2 separate regions of the Homo sapiens genome follow, and region 1 is linked to region 2. The links are chromatin loops, found by intact Hi-C in ENCODE. Cell type or tissue: heart left ventricle. All regions are shown on one strand.

The links. A loop is a pair of places that touch in the nucleus more often than their neighbours do. Peaks named below come from ENCODE experiments on the same cell type or tissue, not always from the same donor. Only the 100,000 strongest peaks of a DNase experiment are listed, where the experiment ranks them.
Region 1: a loop joins it to region 2, with 2.4 times the contacts of the local background. A loop is called at or near these places in 6 of 110 quality-filtered maps.

What each region holds. Positions count from the first base shown.
Region 1 is chr3:131,546,211-131,554,210 of GRCh38, reverse strand. CPNE4 (copine 4) reads left to right here. Exons shown (of 16, transcript NM_130808.3): 13 at 1,720-1,771; 14 at 4,131-4,264. Among named protein-coding and RNA genes, the nearest start is that of MRPL3, 47 kb to the right of the region's middle. RefSeq lists a silencer at 572-631. In heart left ventricle, a CTCF peak has its summit at 4,697 (motif pointing left); no DNase peak of the experiment used is centred here.
Region 2 is chr3:131,801,769-131,809,768 of GRCh38, reverse strand. The region is part of intron 2 of CPNE4 (copine 4); the gene reads left to right. LOC105374113 (a long non-coding RNA gene) reads right to left here and starts at 6,959. Exons shown (of 7, transcript XR_007096089.1): 1 at 6,878-6,959; 2 at 6,267-6,372. In heart left ventricle, no CTCF peak of the experiment used is centred here; no DNase peak of the experiment used is centred here; H3K27ac peaks cover 218 bases.

The sequences.
Region 1 (8,000 bases), 260 kb after region 2:
GAATGCCCACTTTCTTCATAGAGCTGCTGAATAGCTCAATAGCCATCAGCCCAACTACCCAGGGATTCTTGAGTTTTCACCACATCCCCACCAGGTGGTCTTCCAGCCTCAGGTTGGCCCAACAGGGCTGAGGACAGAGCTATGCACCATACCTTTTTCTCACTAATGACATCTTTTTGGTTCCCTTCCTGGAGTAACTAATCTTTCTTGCTGTTTTCTGAAGTCCTCTTGTTCACTTGATCCCCTAACTCCATCCTTCCTGTCAGCAAAATCCCCTGGTTATTCTTGTTTCAATAGGCATCTCTCACATTTCCCCATTTCGGGTCCCCTAATTTCTCCCATTCCTCAGACAAGCACTGATGATTTGAGCAGCTCAGGTGCCCCCAGGAGAGTTTACAAGGTTGCCACAATTTACTTCTTAGGACAAAATCTGAAAGTATGCATTGAAACTGAAACACAAGCACCTCTCTTTCTTAGTTAGCACTTTCTCAGAAACAGATCTTGAGACAAGGGTTTGGATGCAAATAGTTTATTTAAAAGGTGAGGGAAACCACAATAGAGGTTGGGAAGTGGAAGTCAGCACAGAGTATATTATCAAGTCAGTTACCGCTGTTGGCAACTGGTGCTTAACTCTGCTGAAGAACCCTAGGAGACAATATACAGCACACATGGACCCCAAGGGATAAGGGAGCTGGGATATGTATACATCACCTCCTGTTAATTACTGATTACTCCCAAGGGTCACTTTTAGCCTGTCACTTGGGCAAGCAAGGCAGGCCCTGGAGGCCAAGAAAAAACTTAAGGTAAACAAAGCAAATAAGATGACTGAAGTCAGCTGGCTTACCTGGAAGTGCTAAGAGCAAGGGACTAGGATAAGCACTGAGAGCATCACCGATCACCTCCCACTAAGAAAACAGGTGTCTTTTAACACAGTGACCTAATTTATGGATACCCAAAAGAGTCAGAGCTTGGAAATATCCTTTGAAATGAAATTCTCCATAAAATACCAAATGATTCAATAAAAATGTCCAGATGCCAGAACATCTATCTTGTTTTATCAGGTTTTCGGAAAGAAAAAAGTAAACAATATGTTATTTGACCTTGTGCATAGGTTCTGCCAGGTAGAGGAATTTGTGTTGAAATATTACAAAGTATATTACTTTACTATGTTTCCAAAAGTAGAGTGCAGTCTGTTTTACCTGTAGGTATGTGAAAATCCTCCTGCCCTGTAGTTCTGCATATCATGTTAATGATTCTTAAGTGTCAACTGCTTAGCTGAAGCTTTTATAACCATCGCTATCTTCAGCAGACAGCTTGGGTTATTGAGTTTTTTTGTTTTTATTTTTGTTTTAATCACTGGGTCCAAATAGAGCTCAGCCAAATCTAAGCCTCCAGTCTGTGGCCAGTTCTAACTAGCAGCTATTCAAAGTTATCTTTCTGAAATCTTTTCTTGGATTTTTTTATAAGCCTTATTCTCCCCTCCTGACAGCATTTATCTGATTCTAGAAAATATTCCTGTCACCTCAACTCCACAGGGAGCTTAGAATTCACCCTCCATCTCATATTGATTGTGTAAAGGCTTGAAATGGTTCCTGCTGCTTAACACATAATGAATATAATGGGCATTTGTTTGCAAACTCTAAACCCCAGTGCCTTCTTACTGGATTAAAGTTGTAATTCTTCTTTCTTCCTGTTTTTTAAATTTTAATCGGTGTCTAGGTCTCTCATGACTTTGCAATCAACTTTAATGAAGACAACCCAGAATGTGCAGGTAAAGCACAACGTGAAAGAAAGCCAGTGTCACAGTCCTTCCCTTTGCAGCTTTCCCATTTTAGTTCATCTCTGCTGGTGTAGCATATTAGTTACGATTGTCCACAGAATCTCTGCTTTCTGTATCAACATAAACCATGCTACTCCACAGGCAAGAGAAAGCCATGATAACAGAGCAGGAAAATAAGAACTGGAAAAGACAGAATGCAGAAGAGGTGGTCTTGAGTGTATGGCAATAATGTTGATCCCAGTCTGGGATTCCTTGGGCCATAATAATAATAATAATAATAAATGAAACTTCACCTGGTAGGCAGTGATACAATATCCCTCTTTCTGTTTTCCAAATTTTCATCAAGTGTTTTTTTTTTTTTTTTTTCACAACTTCATCTCTGTGCCGATATAAGGAGAGGGGGGAACATGGAAATCATTTCCCACTTTCGGCATATCGGCCAAGGACATGGCCTCAGCGAGTTTGAACAAGCAGCATCATGGCTTTGTGCCAGAGAAAGCCTGCTCAAAGGTTCTGGTTCATGTTCCATTGTTTCCAGCCAGAATTCTCTGACATGATTTCACAAAATAATGATATTGAAACTATGATAATAATTATTATAATAAATTTTGTTCTAGAATGATTTTTTCTGTTTTCTAACAGAGCCAAGTACCTATGTTGCTATGAAGATCATAAGACATTTTTGCATTAGAAATGTCCATATCTCTCTCTTCTTGTCAAGGAGGAAGGAGGCTAAATCAGGATTAATTCAGATCCAGTAGAGTGTGTAAGGCATCTAGCAGTTAATGGCCAAGAATATGATATCAATACCATTGAGTCTGAACACAGTAACCTCCAAGACCCAATCTCCATTCTGCCATTTTTTCCACTAATGTATTCTTCATCCTCAGTTTATTATGGATTAGACTTTCCTCATCCCCAACCACCCCCATTCTGCAACTGTAAGAGTGGTTTCCCCCACAGCAGAATGAAATATAAACCCTGGTATTCACCTGTTTTATACTCTTAGAATTCATCTGCCTGATACTTTTCAAGAGGAAATCAAACTTGCTTATCTTAGGCAAAAGCTCAAGAACCAAAAAAACATAAGGAGCTTCTATTCAGCATCACTTAACTTCAGAACCAGACTGCAAAATGACTTGGCATCTGTCTTTAGAATGATAGGCTTTGGGGCAGGGCCAAGTGGGTGCAGGATTGCCAATGAGGTTGGGAGCATGTATGTAAGGGCAGAACAGAACAGAACTTGCTCATCTAAAATACCCAAGAGCTATTTTGCAGTGCATGGTGGTTATGGAGAATAATCTCAGGAGGGAATTGTGTGGATCCCTCTGGCCAAAAACAGGACTAATGTGCTATTTCAGAATAGAAAGGGATAGAAGGATAAGCTGAATAGGGGAAGGCAAGCAATAACACAGGCACAGACAACAAGAGAAGCCATTTGAATAAAAATCATTTGTAATGAGATTATTGCTGTGGGATCAGAATGATAACATGAAATGTACAGTCAAGATGTATCAAGTACTAGGAGAAGCTGTATAGATAGGACTGCCTCTCCTGGCAGAGTCCCATCCTTTTCTATTTCCTGGGCTCATATGGCCTCAGGATGGAAGCCCCCTTTTAAATGAGGGGTTGTCCGTGATGATAACCATCACTTATCTGTACTCAGTGCCCAGGAGATGAGTATATCAGCCACTTTGCTCATTCATCACACACTTGGTGAGCATTACATTTGCTCGATACTGCCTCAAGCTCTTTGGGGAAATACAAAAAATAAGTAAGTCATGATTCCTGCCCGCAGAGTATAACATCTGGAGAGATGGTCATGGGAACTCCTGACTCTTATAGAGGGCACGGGTAGTATCTACTAGAGTCAACAAGATCGTGTGGAAACAAGTGCAACATTGAAGCTAGCTTGCTAGTGGCTAAGAACACAGTGCTTAGAGCCAGGCAGACCCAAGTTTAAATCCTGAGTCTTGAACACACTTGCTATGTGACCCAGGGCAGATCATTGAACATCTCTAAGCCTCTGTTTCTTCACCTATAAAATGGGTATAACATCTATTTCATTATGCTATGAGGAGCGAATGAAATCTTATATATAAAGTAGGATATTAGGGAAAATTTTGTGGAAATCGTTGCTTTTGACTTTAGCTTTTAAAGAGGAGAATGATTTCAGTGGGGAAGGAGACAGCAACACTAGCAATGTGGTATTCCTTTTTATCTTAAGAACATAAACATGATGTTGATAAGGACTATTTGGGATATTTAATGCTTTACTTTTGTGTGTGTTTGGCTATAAATATATTTGGAGTGACTCTGGAGCTGTTGATCTTTGCCAATTTCACCTCAGGAATTCAAGGAGTTGTGGAAGCCTATCAGAGCTGTCTTCCTAAGCTCCAACTCTACGGTCCCACCAACATTGCCCCCATCATCCAGAAGGTTGCCAAGTCAGCGTCAGAGGAAACTAACACCAAGGAGGCATCGGTAAGGAGGGGGCTATTTGCCTCCTAAGGGGAGCTTACTCTTCCTCACCTGGATATTGGCCGTAAGACCCATCTCACTCTAACAATAAATTCCAACACTTCTCCCTGTGTGAATTTGGACAAATGACTTAACCTCCTCCTATCCTCAGTCTTGACATCTGAAACATGGGGATAATCAAACCCATCTTTGCTGGGTTGTGAGGCTAAGAGATGACACATGTCAAATGTCTACCACATTGTCTGAACACAGGAGAAACTCAACAATGGAAGCTACTATATTCACTAAAGTATGTCATATCCACCTCCTGTCCTTGAAAAGAAAAAAGAAAGGTTTAAAAATAAGCTTGCTTTTTAAGGTACCCATACTACAGATGGAAGCAAAGCACCATGGAAGTAAAACAATGGATGATTCTGCCTCCTGGTGGTAAAGCGCAGCAGCACAAAACATCACAGCAAAAATTGGTTTCATATTCTATTGCTTTTCTTAAGAAAAATGCAAACCAAGACCAGAGTTTGAGTTTTGCCCCTAATATTTTAGAAGTAAATATATTACCACAATAACTTCTGTATTTATTTTAATAACATTAATACATGTCTTTTTAGCTTTATGATTTTTTCCAGATTTAGTGGAATATTACCAATGTCTGAAGTTTGCTCTGTAATTTTATCCTGGGTACTGAGTTTTTATTTAAAAAAATACTACTCCCTTATCTTCTTACATCAATTCATCTAACCTTCTTGCACTGTCTTCATGTTCTCAGCCTTCCTTCATGTTAGAATGGATGGAGGACCATGCTCCTACCTCATGTCAACATCTTCTTTTGTGTACTTGAGCACATCTCTGAATTATCCAGGAACTTTGACTCTGCAGTTATATTCTCGCTCTTTCTCCTATCATCTATTGTTTTCTTTTCTACTTCCCTTTGTACTGAAGACTCATTCCCATTAACAAGTACTCATTCAATAATATCTCCTGCTTTAAGTTAATATCTCCCCCTTGACTCTGCTTTGCCCTTTAGCTACTGTCCTTAACTTTTTCCCACTTATAATCTGCACTCCATGCAGAAACCAGATTGATCTTTTAAAAATATAATTAGTATTGCAGCATTCCTTTGTTCTAAATTCTCTAATACTTCTCATCATACTTGGAGTAAAATCTAAATTCCCTGATATGGCTTAGAAGACATTATAGGATCTAATCTCTGCCTACCTCTCTGATCTTAATTCTTATCATTTTCTCTTTCGCTCCCTATATTTCAGCCACACTGACCTTCTTGCTGTTCCACAAACACACCAAATATATTCCCACCTTGAGGCCTTTTCACTTACTGTTCCCCTGCCAGGGTTTCTCTCACCCAAACCTCCATATGATCCATTCTCTGACTGTGTTAACATCTCTTCTCAACTCTCAACCCCTCTGAAAGTTCCCCCTGGCTACCTTATCTAAAATAGCCAACCCACCCACCCGCACCATGTCTCAGCTTTACTTTTCTTCTTAGTACCCATCATCATCTGAAATATTTTAGGTGCATCTACTAACCTGTATATTTTATGTCTCTCTACTTTCATATGGAAGCTCTACAATAAGACTTGTTCACTAGTATATCCCTAGTACACAAAACAATGCCTGCACACAGTACATGCTTAATAAATACTACTTAAAGAACGCATATAAAGCCACTCTACTTTTCATATATATATATAATGAAAAGTACTTTACATTTTCTTTTGTAAAACTGGTGTGTATCTTAAATATTGCACATCTTGTACGCCAGAAAATACAGTGTTCCTGTTTTCATTATAATTTGAAGTCTCTCCTACTTAAAAAGATCCAAATTCCCAAGGTCCCTAGAGAGAACAACAGTCACTGCATGTCTTTGGTTCAGTCCACTGGCCCTTCCATACATCTCATTATCATCTTCAGCTACTCCGGGCTTGGGTCATTGAGTGACATGAGCAATTCCTACAAGGGAATAGGAAGTTTGAAGCAAAATTTTGTTTTAGACTCATAATTTTTCCATGTCCTTTTATTAACATAGTTGACCACAGTTTCAATCTGCTACACAACATCCATCAGGTGACCCATAGCTATCCATAAGAAACAAATGGGTCTGATCTGTGGGGCATGTTCTCTCATCTCCTCTGTTCATTACATCATGTTCTTGAAATCACTAACCGGTGGTTTGACTGTGAAAAGGACTGGAGACCCTGGGGAGCTAAGTGTGTGTTACTTCAAATAATTACTTTAGAATAGTGAATATATAAAACTGTGGATATATTAGCCTTTATGCTGGGCAGAGACACTCTGTAAGCTGAGATCTTGTCCAGCAGTAATGCTGAGGATTTAATCCAAGCCAAGTCTTTTCCAGGTGTGAAAGCTAAGAAAATCATGACTCCTCTCTGCTCATTTTTCCTCTTCTTTTCAGAAGCCATGAACACTATTAGGTTTTTTTTTTTTTTTTTTTTTTTTTTTTTTTTTTTTTTTTTTTTTTGCGACAGGGTCTTGGTCTATCACCCAAGCTGAAGTGTAGTGGCACAATCATGGCTCACTACAGCTTTGAACCTTTTGGGCTGAAGCATTCCTCTGGCCCCAGCCTCCCAAATAGCTGGGACCAAAGGCATGTGCCACCACGCCCAGCTAATTTTTATATTTTTTGTAGAGGTGGGGTCTTGCTATGTTGCCCAGGCTGGTCTCAAACTCCTGGGCTCAAACAATCCTCCTTCTTTAGCCTCCCAACGTTCTGGGGTTATAGGCATGAGCCAATGCATCTGGCTAACCACCAACACTTCTCAGGATTATAGACCAACATTTCCACCAGTGCGTGGGCCCTGCAAAGGCTTCCCCAAATGCATCTCTTTCTGACCACAGAGGTCTTGGAGCAAATTTGAACCTTCATAGATGCAAGATTTAGGAATAAGGTTTGGATGTGACCATTATTTTATTTTATTTTTTAACCTTTTTTCAGCACCAGAACCAATTCTTCAAATGATAACTTGCTTAGAAACTCAACATATAAAATAGACTTAAAAAATACACTATTCTTGCCAAATTTGGTCTAAGGAGTAGAGTCAGAAACTTGTCCATTCTCTTTAGCTCCCTTATCCTCAAGAGCATCCAAGGCATCCCTAAGGGCTCCCTGGGGCCCAGTTTAAAAATTGGATGATCTCATCCCCTCTGGGGTACCAGGACTCACATGGCTAAAAAGAGAACAGAACTAACAAAGGTCTGGATTTCAGGCTGATATAGAACAGCATGAGTTTTTGGCCATCACTCACTCCCTCAGGGATAGCTGGGTCTGCAATGAAAGGACAGGTCATTAAATGGGACTACAAGTAAGAAGCATCCAACCCACACATCTCCATATAAATTACCCCTATAGACCAAGAACATAAGCTTTTCCCCAGAGGTTTCTCCTGTTCTTTGAAAAGTCTGTGGTCCAGAGTCCCTTGTTATCTCTAAGGGTCATAAACTTGAACATCTTTGGCAAGCTGTGCCAGGGAGTCTGTTGCTATAGGATTTTCCCCTTGATTTTGTGGAACTCTTCCAGGTAAAAAATGCCCCTCTTTATCTAAACAGGACCTCAAGTATATTCAAAGACTATAATATTTCATCCATGAGCATTTTCCCAGTCTGACTTTAGAAGGAACTGTTATTGTTTGCTTTATTGGAAATTTCTATCAGGTTTCGATCCTGCAGTCTACAGCCTAGTGCCTTTAGCTAGATGAAACCTGGCAGG
Region 2 (8,000 bases):
TTACATTTGCAAATCTCTACAATAACCTATCAGGTGATATTACCTTTTCTCATTCATATTAAATAAACATTGAAGCTTATGATTTGTTTGTCCACATTTGATTTCCTATTAGCATATATTCCACTGGTTTTCATTAACCCAGGTGTATTTCAATTGTCAATCTTATCTAATATTTATTACCACACAGTTGTGTTTGAGCCTTCATATTTTGACCTCACTTTTTCTGGGTATTTATTAAAGCTTTGTGTATAAAGCGGGAAGGGGTATTCACTTTCTCTTGCTTGTTATAACAAATTACTGCAAATTCAGTGGCTTGAAGCAACACAAATTTATTATCTTACATTCTGTGTGTTTTAAGTCTGACAGATCTCACTGGCTAAAATCAAGGTGTTAACAGAGCTGTGTTCCCTCTGGAGGATCTAAGGGAGAATTCATCTTCTCATCTTTTCCATTTCTTAGAGGTCACCTGCATGTCTTGGTTTATAACTCTATTGCCTCATCCTTAAACCAGTAATGATGGGTTGGGTTGTTCTCATATCACATCACTCTGACCTACTCTTCAGCTTCTCTCTTCTACTTTTTAGAACTAGTGATTACATTGGACCCACCAGGATAATTTAAGATAATCTCCCTATATTAAGTTCAGCTGATTAGCAGCCTAATTTCCACCTGCAACTTTAGTTCCCCTTTGCTATGTAACTAACATATTCACAGGTGTACCCGCACACATGCACGCACTTACACAAGCATATATGTCTACACTCTCCAAAGAGATGTTCTGTATCATTAGAAAAACCACAGGCTACTTTTACCAAAGATACATGTTCCGTCCATTCTGATGCTTTTGGGTGAAGTATCTTCTGGAAAATTACTAGCTTATATTACAGTGCTTAGTTTACCGTTTACAAAAATCCCTTTCAATACAATAAATTCTTCTGTAAATGGGCAAAGAATAATTTTATTCTTTTCCATTTTATAATGAAAACTGGCAAATTGCCACATTTCTTTTTCTATATTCTAAGAACCTCAATACTGAGTTTATTAGATAGGTTTTCTCACAGAATGTTTCTTTACTGCTTTTTCCCTAATTTTCACAAATAACACATGAAACAGTTCTATTCAAAATATTTTAAAGATTGTATAATGAGCTTATTTTTTGAAAATTCAAATGATATAGGATAAGGCAAACTTGTTGCTACATTTTGATGACCAATTCTTAAAAAATAATTATCTCCCATCTTTTTTTTTCTCTTTGAGTTTTAGTTTGAGTAGTTTCTATTGATTGATTTTTGAGTTCACTGACACCTTATCAAAGTATTTCCTCATTATAGTGACTGTGGTTTTTATTTATAAGATTTCCATTTGACTTTTTCTTATAGTTCCTATAAATTCTTCTTTTATGCATGTTGCCCACTTTTTCCACTAGAGCCTTAAAATATCAGTCAATTGTTATTTTAAATCCTCTGTCTGAGAGTTCTAACATTGAGCCATTTTTCAGTCTAATTCTGTTAATTAATTTGTCTCTTAACAGTGAGTGGGATTTTTTCTTGCATTTTTGTGTGTTTTGTAATTTCTGATTGAATGATGGACATTCCGTTTAGGACAGTAGACTCTGGGGTAGAGTCCTTATACCTGAAAGTGGACATGCCTCTTAAATTGCTCTGCTGTTAGTGTGGGGACTTGAGTCAAACTAGCCAGGAGCTGAGCTGAGTTTCAGTGTTGCTGCTATGGTTACTTTCAGTTCAACACTGGCTTCAAAGTCCTCTAGCATTACCTTATGCTTCATGCCAGAGAGTTTTTCTCAATGCCTCCTTCCATTTGCCTTTGTCATTCATTCATTCATTCATTCAACTAATAACGATTAAATATCTTCTATTATGTACCAGGCACTGTTCTAATTATATAAAAATAAGACGGGCAATATTCTTGCTATCATGGAGAATATATTTGAACATTTTCTACTATTTCTTTTGCTTTTAAAATACATGTTCATTTTAAAAAATATATTTTAAAATAATAAATATACAGGTGAGAACGTGGGGAAATAATTTACCTCATATTTTTCAGATTAAGATATTAATGGCCATGCTCATTTCAGAGGATAATTAGGCCTAACTGAATTGTATATTTTAAAAGTGTATTCCCCTATGACCCAGGGATTTCACTTTTCTTTTTTTAACCTAGAGAAATAAATGTACATGTTTACATGGAGGTTAACACTAGGACATTCACTACTACATTGTTTTAGAGAAAAATTGAGGAAAAAATAGATGTCCATTAATAAGAGAATAGACCCTAGTTCATGCATACACTGTGAAATAACATGCAACAGGTATAATAGAGTAGATCTGTATATAATGACCTAAGTATCTCCAAAGCAAAATGTTTTTTAAAAAGTATAAAATTATATATGCGATATGATACCTTTTTAGAAACAATTTTTAAAACCCAAAACTATAAATTTGCCTGTGAGATGCCCTTTGCCCTGAACAAAGGCACGTGTGACTTTGTGGTGCTTCAGTGTCTGGCTTGGGGCAAGGAAACTTCTGTTCAAGTGTCCCTTTCCCTGATACCTACACTGACACCCATCATACTCTTTTCCCTCTAGAGGGTCACTGTGTCCCCTTCCCTTCATCACCACCCCCGCCAGGCACTGGCAGCATAGAATACTGGTTCCTGATCTCTAAACTCTGAATTTCCTAATAATTTATGGCCTTAACACAAATGCAGGTCCCTTGTCCTGGTGTTATGCATACCTTTCTCTTTCTCTTATCTCTTTCTCCTAATCCTGGTAAACCTCTAGTGTGAATAAGAGAAGCTTCACTTTACCTCCTGTCTCTGTTTAAGCAATTTGGGGAACTGTGAAAACTACAAACTTCCTCCCTTCTTAACCGTCTCTCAGAATGGATGTTAGGTTTTTCGAAACAAATCCAGGAAGACTTTTGTGACATTCATTCTTCCTTTCATGCTACCACCTCGTTCTCCAGAGGCAAGGGACATGGAGTGACCACATGTTAGAAACCAGAGCAAGAAAATGAGGGAATAGCTTTGTTGTAGTTTGTGGCTTCTAAAAGTGCCTAAGAGATATTTTTAAATAAAATTTTCACTTTTTCCCTACACTTGTGTCTTAACATCTGCTGACCAAGTTTATTGTGTTTTCTTGCTCCAGGCTGACAACTATAAAAATTGTTCCTATTTCTTTTTTTTTTTTTTTTTTTTGAGACGGAGTCTCACTCTGTCACCCAGGCTGGAGTGCAGTGGCACAATCTCGGCTCACTGCAAGCACCGCCTCCCGGGTTCATGCCATTCTCCTGCCTCAGCCTCCAGAGTAGCTGGGATTACAGGCGCCCGCCACTATGCCCGGCTAATTTTTTGTATTTTTAGTAGAGACAGGGTTTCACCATGTTAGCCAGGATGGTCTCGATCTCCTGACCTCATGATCTACCCGCCTCGGGCTCCCAAAGTGCTGGGATTACAGGCATGAGCCACCGCGCCTGGCCAATATTTTAATTTTATGTTCTAATTAATATTTAAGGCAAAGTTCATATTTTAAATTAAATATCATTTAGTTGTATGAGGAAGGATGGCTTCCAGCCAACAAAAACGTTCTCCTTAACTTCCCAGATACTTTTAGGAAGACTCAGATAAAGTTTCAAGCATCCAGTTATATTTAAGACCTGCCTGAATATGGCTGCACAGTATCTAATATCTAAGTTATTCACTAGCATGGTTCTAGCTGCATGTTAATAAAAGTAAAATGACTGGAATTTCATGATTTCCGATTATTTATATGTACATCTGGAAGATTTTATTTCCCAAAGAAGGCTGCAATAATACATTTTATTCCACATGCTCCTCTTAAAATGTGACCTTTCCACATTCATAGATATGACAGGCAGAGTCTATTTCTCTTTTTCCTGGACTTGGGCATATCTTTGTGACTGCCTCAACCAGTAGGGCACAGTGGAAGTGTCACTATATAACTCGTGAGGCAATGAAAGAGCTGCACCTTCTCCCTAGATCTGTCTTAGAACACTTGCTTTTGGTACCCAGTCACTACCATCTCACACCCAGCTGTGAGGAATCCCAGGTTACATGAAGAAACCATTTTTATAGGTGTTCTGGCTGACAGCCGGCATCACCCAGCAGACATGTGAGGGAGGCAGTCTTCAAGATGACTCCAGTCCCTGTTAATGTCTAGTTGCAACTTCATGAGAGACTCTGAGTGAGAATCATTTAGCTGAGCCTACCCAATACCCAGACTGTATGAGATAATAATAAATGAGGATCGAATTTGTTTAATACCTTTAAATTTGTTGTTTTGTAGACAGGTATAACTAGAACAGCACATTGGACCAAAAACAACCCTGAATTCGAAGTGTCAAAATTGTTGAAATCACTGGCTTGTGGTTTCACTGATACTAAATTTTTCCATCCATCTCTTTATCTTGCCACAAACATGGGAAGCACGAGAGCTCCCTATCTCATACATCTGCAAAATTGTACTTTACACTAGCTATCCAAAATAATGTATCTTTCCAGGGCACCAAGGAGAGCAAGCGATGGCCTTCCCAGGGAAAAACACATCTTTCAGTTTTGCAGCAGGTAGTGTATGATTCATACATGGGCTGATTGGATGGGAATGAGGAGAGAAAAATCACAGAATGGGCAATAAGAATTCTGTTGGTTTGACTCAAGGCAAATGAATCTGGGAGTACTCAGGATAGTGCTCATTTTGGAATTTAGTCTGCTTGTGACTATTTCCCTTAAATAATAAACCATTCAAAACCTAGTGGCTTAAAAACACCATTTCTTTAACTCACTATTATGTGAGTCAGCAATTTATGCTGTGCTTAGTTGGGCAGTTATTCTGGTCTCAGATGGACTTTCTCATGTGTCTGTGCCCAACTGCAGATAAGGCCTCGCTGATGACAAGGGCAAATGGGAAGACTGGGCCACATGTCACTTGTTCTCTATCAGGTTAGCCTGAGCTTAGTCACATGGCAGTGGAATAGTTCCAAGAGAAAGAGCAGAAGCATTTAAGCCTCTTCTGGCCTTGGTTTAGAACAGGCACGCTGCCACTTCTACCACATCCCATTGGCTGAAGCAAGTTACAAGGCCAGCCCAATACAAGGGATGGGGAAATACACGATACCTTTTCAGCAGATGAATTGAAAGTCACATTGTAAAGGATGTAGAACACAGGAAAAGGTAAAAGAAAACCATTTTTGTGATCATTTAGCCCTTGTTTTGGTTTATTATTGTGCTAGTCCTACAGATCAGGTTATATAAAGCAGTCTGATATGAAGTAAAAACAGCTGGATTCTAGGCATTTATTCACAAGGCTCGAGTCATACCTCGGGAAGATATAACTAGGTTTGTGAGTAGTTCACATATTCTATAGATATTTATAATTTGTATTTTTTAATACTTGCCAGCTGCTTGACATTAACATTTTCCCTGTAGTGTCCCAATTTCTTGTGTCTGAAATCATACGGGTTCTGCTTATAGCAGACAAACTGAGTTCCACCGAGATATACAGGTTGGTAATGATTAAACCAGTGTGAATGAATAGGGAGGAGAAAAGTTTCAGAACTTCTACCTGATAGTTGAATCAGAGAATCACAAATGTTCAGTGGTAAAAGAGAATTTCAACTAACCCCTTTAACTCTGATGGGATGGATTAATCAATAATGATTTGTGTGTATTAGAGAGGGAGAGAGAGAGACTAATTGACTCTAGATATTTATAGGCACACAAGAGATAAGGTGAGAAAAATAATTAAGATGTATTGATTTATTGTGCTTGTAACTAGACTTTATAAACTCAGATGCTCAGAGATGGAGTCAAACCTTAATAAGAACTTTAATTTCTCATTTAGTAAGAGATTAGTCTTTACGGTTTTCCACTCTTCCTGACCACCATTTTGATCACTGCTTAATGTTCCAGCAATTAGAGGTACGTAATTTACTTAACCATTTCCCCGTTGTTAAATACTAATATTGTCACTAGTTCCTTATGTTTACAAATAGTGCTGCAATAAACATTTCTGAGCACAGCATGTTCTCCTCAGCTTGGGTATGAGCTTCACAAGGGCAGAGAGTTGTCTAAAGTATGGGTTTTCAGTGGCTAGAACAGTGCCTGGCACAAAGTAGGTGCCTAACAACATTTTAAAATATCTTTTGAACAGATAGAGTTGTCCTCATATTTTAAATTCTTTACTCAGGAGAGAGTCCCAGATGTCTATGCCTTCAGAGTATTCTTACCTGAATATCTCATTTGAGGAGAACAAATCACATACACAGTTTGTCTTCAATGTAGAAAAACTTGATAGAGACAGTTAGCAGCAAAACTTCCTTTTGCTTTTGTTCTCTAGAAAGAGATAACAAACTAAATGAGTAGGACTGACTGTATTAGAAAGCTGGACAGAGAAAGGGAAGAGAGTTAGCATTTCCTGTTTTCTGCTATATGCCAGGCACTGTGCTAAATATGATACTGGCAACATCTCATGTCATCCTCACAGATGTGGGTGCAATCATAACCATACTCAAATGAAAATTCATCCCTCTAGGACATTATGTAATTTGTCGAATTCCAAGGTTATCCACCTGGCTAATGGTAGAGCCAGGATTTGAATTCAAACATTTCTGGCTTCAAAGCATTTCTTCTTCGTCTTTTTATTTATTTTTGTAACCTTTCACTACCTCCCTGGAAACTGAATTGGATAGATAACTTAGAAAATCCTCCAACAAACTAACCTTAAAATTTTCTAATTCCAGTCCTGAGTCCATACAGGTTTTCCATCTGAGGCCAGAATGCTAAAACCCAAGGCATTAAAGTGCCAATTTAGGGAAGATTGTCTCTGTGGGTTGCTGACCTGCTCTGCAGTGACTTTCAGCTTTGCTTTATCATGACCTGGTCCCTCTTTGAAGATTGTCAGGAGAAAAGCAGCATCTTTCTCTATGTCCATAAAATATACTGTTTTCAATGATTCAGTTTTGAGCTCTCAGCCACATTAACAGGTTTTCAGGGGGAGATTCCAGGGTTTCCCTCCGTGAACATTTTGTGCTTTGAGGATGATGCTAAGGGTCTCAGCTTAGATGTCTGTATTTTGATGTCATTTACAGCCTTGCTGTGAGAAATTCAGTGCATTGTGACATAGGTCTTTCCATTAAACAGTGTCTGTCCGTGCTGTCCTGACCCCATCCCAGGCTAAGTGCAATGTATAGCCAGCATCTGCTGACTGCCTCCCCCTACTTCAATTTTATAACACAGAAAATGCAGCTGGGCAATTTGTCAACATTTTTCTTCTGTGCAAACCAGAAGAGTTTGTAATAGTCTACTGTTCTATACCCAGAGCAGAGGTCTGAGGCTTTTGAATGATAGTTCCCAGTTTTCTTGACCCTTTTCTGTATGAATTACCTTGTTAGAATAAACTGAACATTTCCCACAGACTTTAAGTTGCAGACTTCCCAGATGAGGAAATGCTCTACTAGTATAACCGCAGAACAGTGACATAAGAGACTGGACAAGGAGTAGATGTGGTTGACTTACTCACTTAGTCCATTCCCTGTTCTCTCCCATATTTCTACGGCCTCAAATCTCTGGTGCCCGTTGGAAAGGAAGTCTTGCACTCTACTTTGATCAGGTGACCAGAACCTGATTCTCACCAAAGTCCTTCTGGTCATGTTCTGCATTAACCTTTCTCTCTTACTTTAGATGCATAGCCTGATTTATGAAACCGACCCTGAATTTATCTTTCCCCTGAACTTCCCCCACCCTATTTCCTAGACCTGAAAGATCAGTCCATCTGATTAAAACCATTTTATTATTACTACTATTACCCTAGCAGTGTCCCTGTCTACATTCTTTTTTTTTTTTTTTGGCATTTGGCTTAGTTCTTTTCAAATCCTAGCGCGGCTTGGAGGCATTGCCACTAGGCAATGTACCTGGACTGAGTCCTGAAGTTGAGCATTTACTGAATACTTATCAGCACTCAG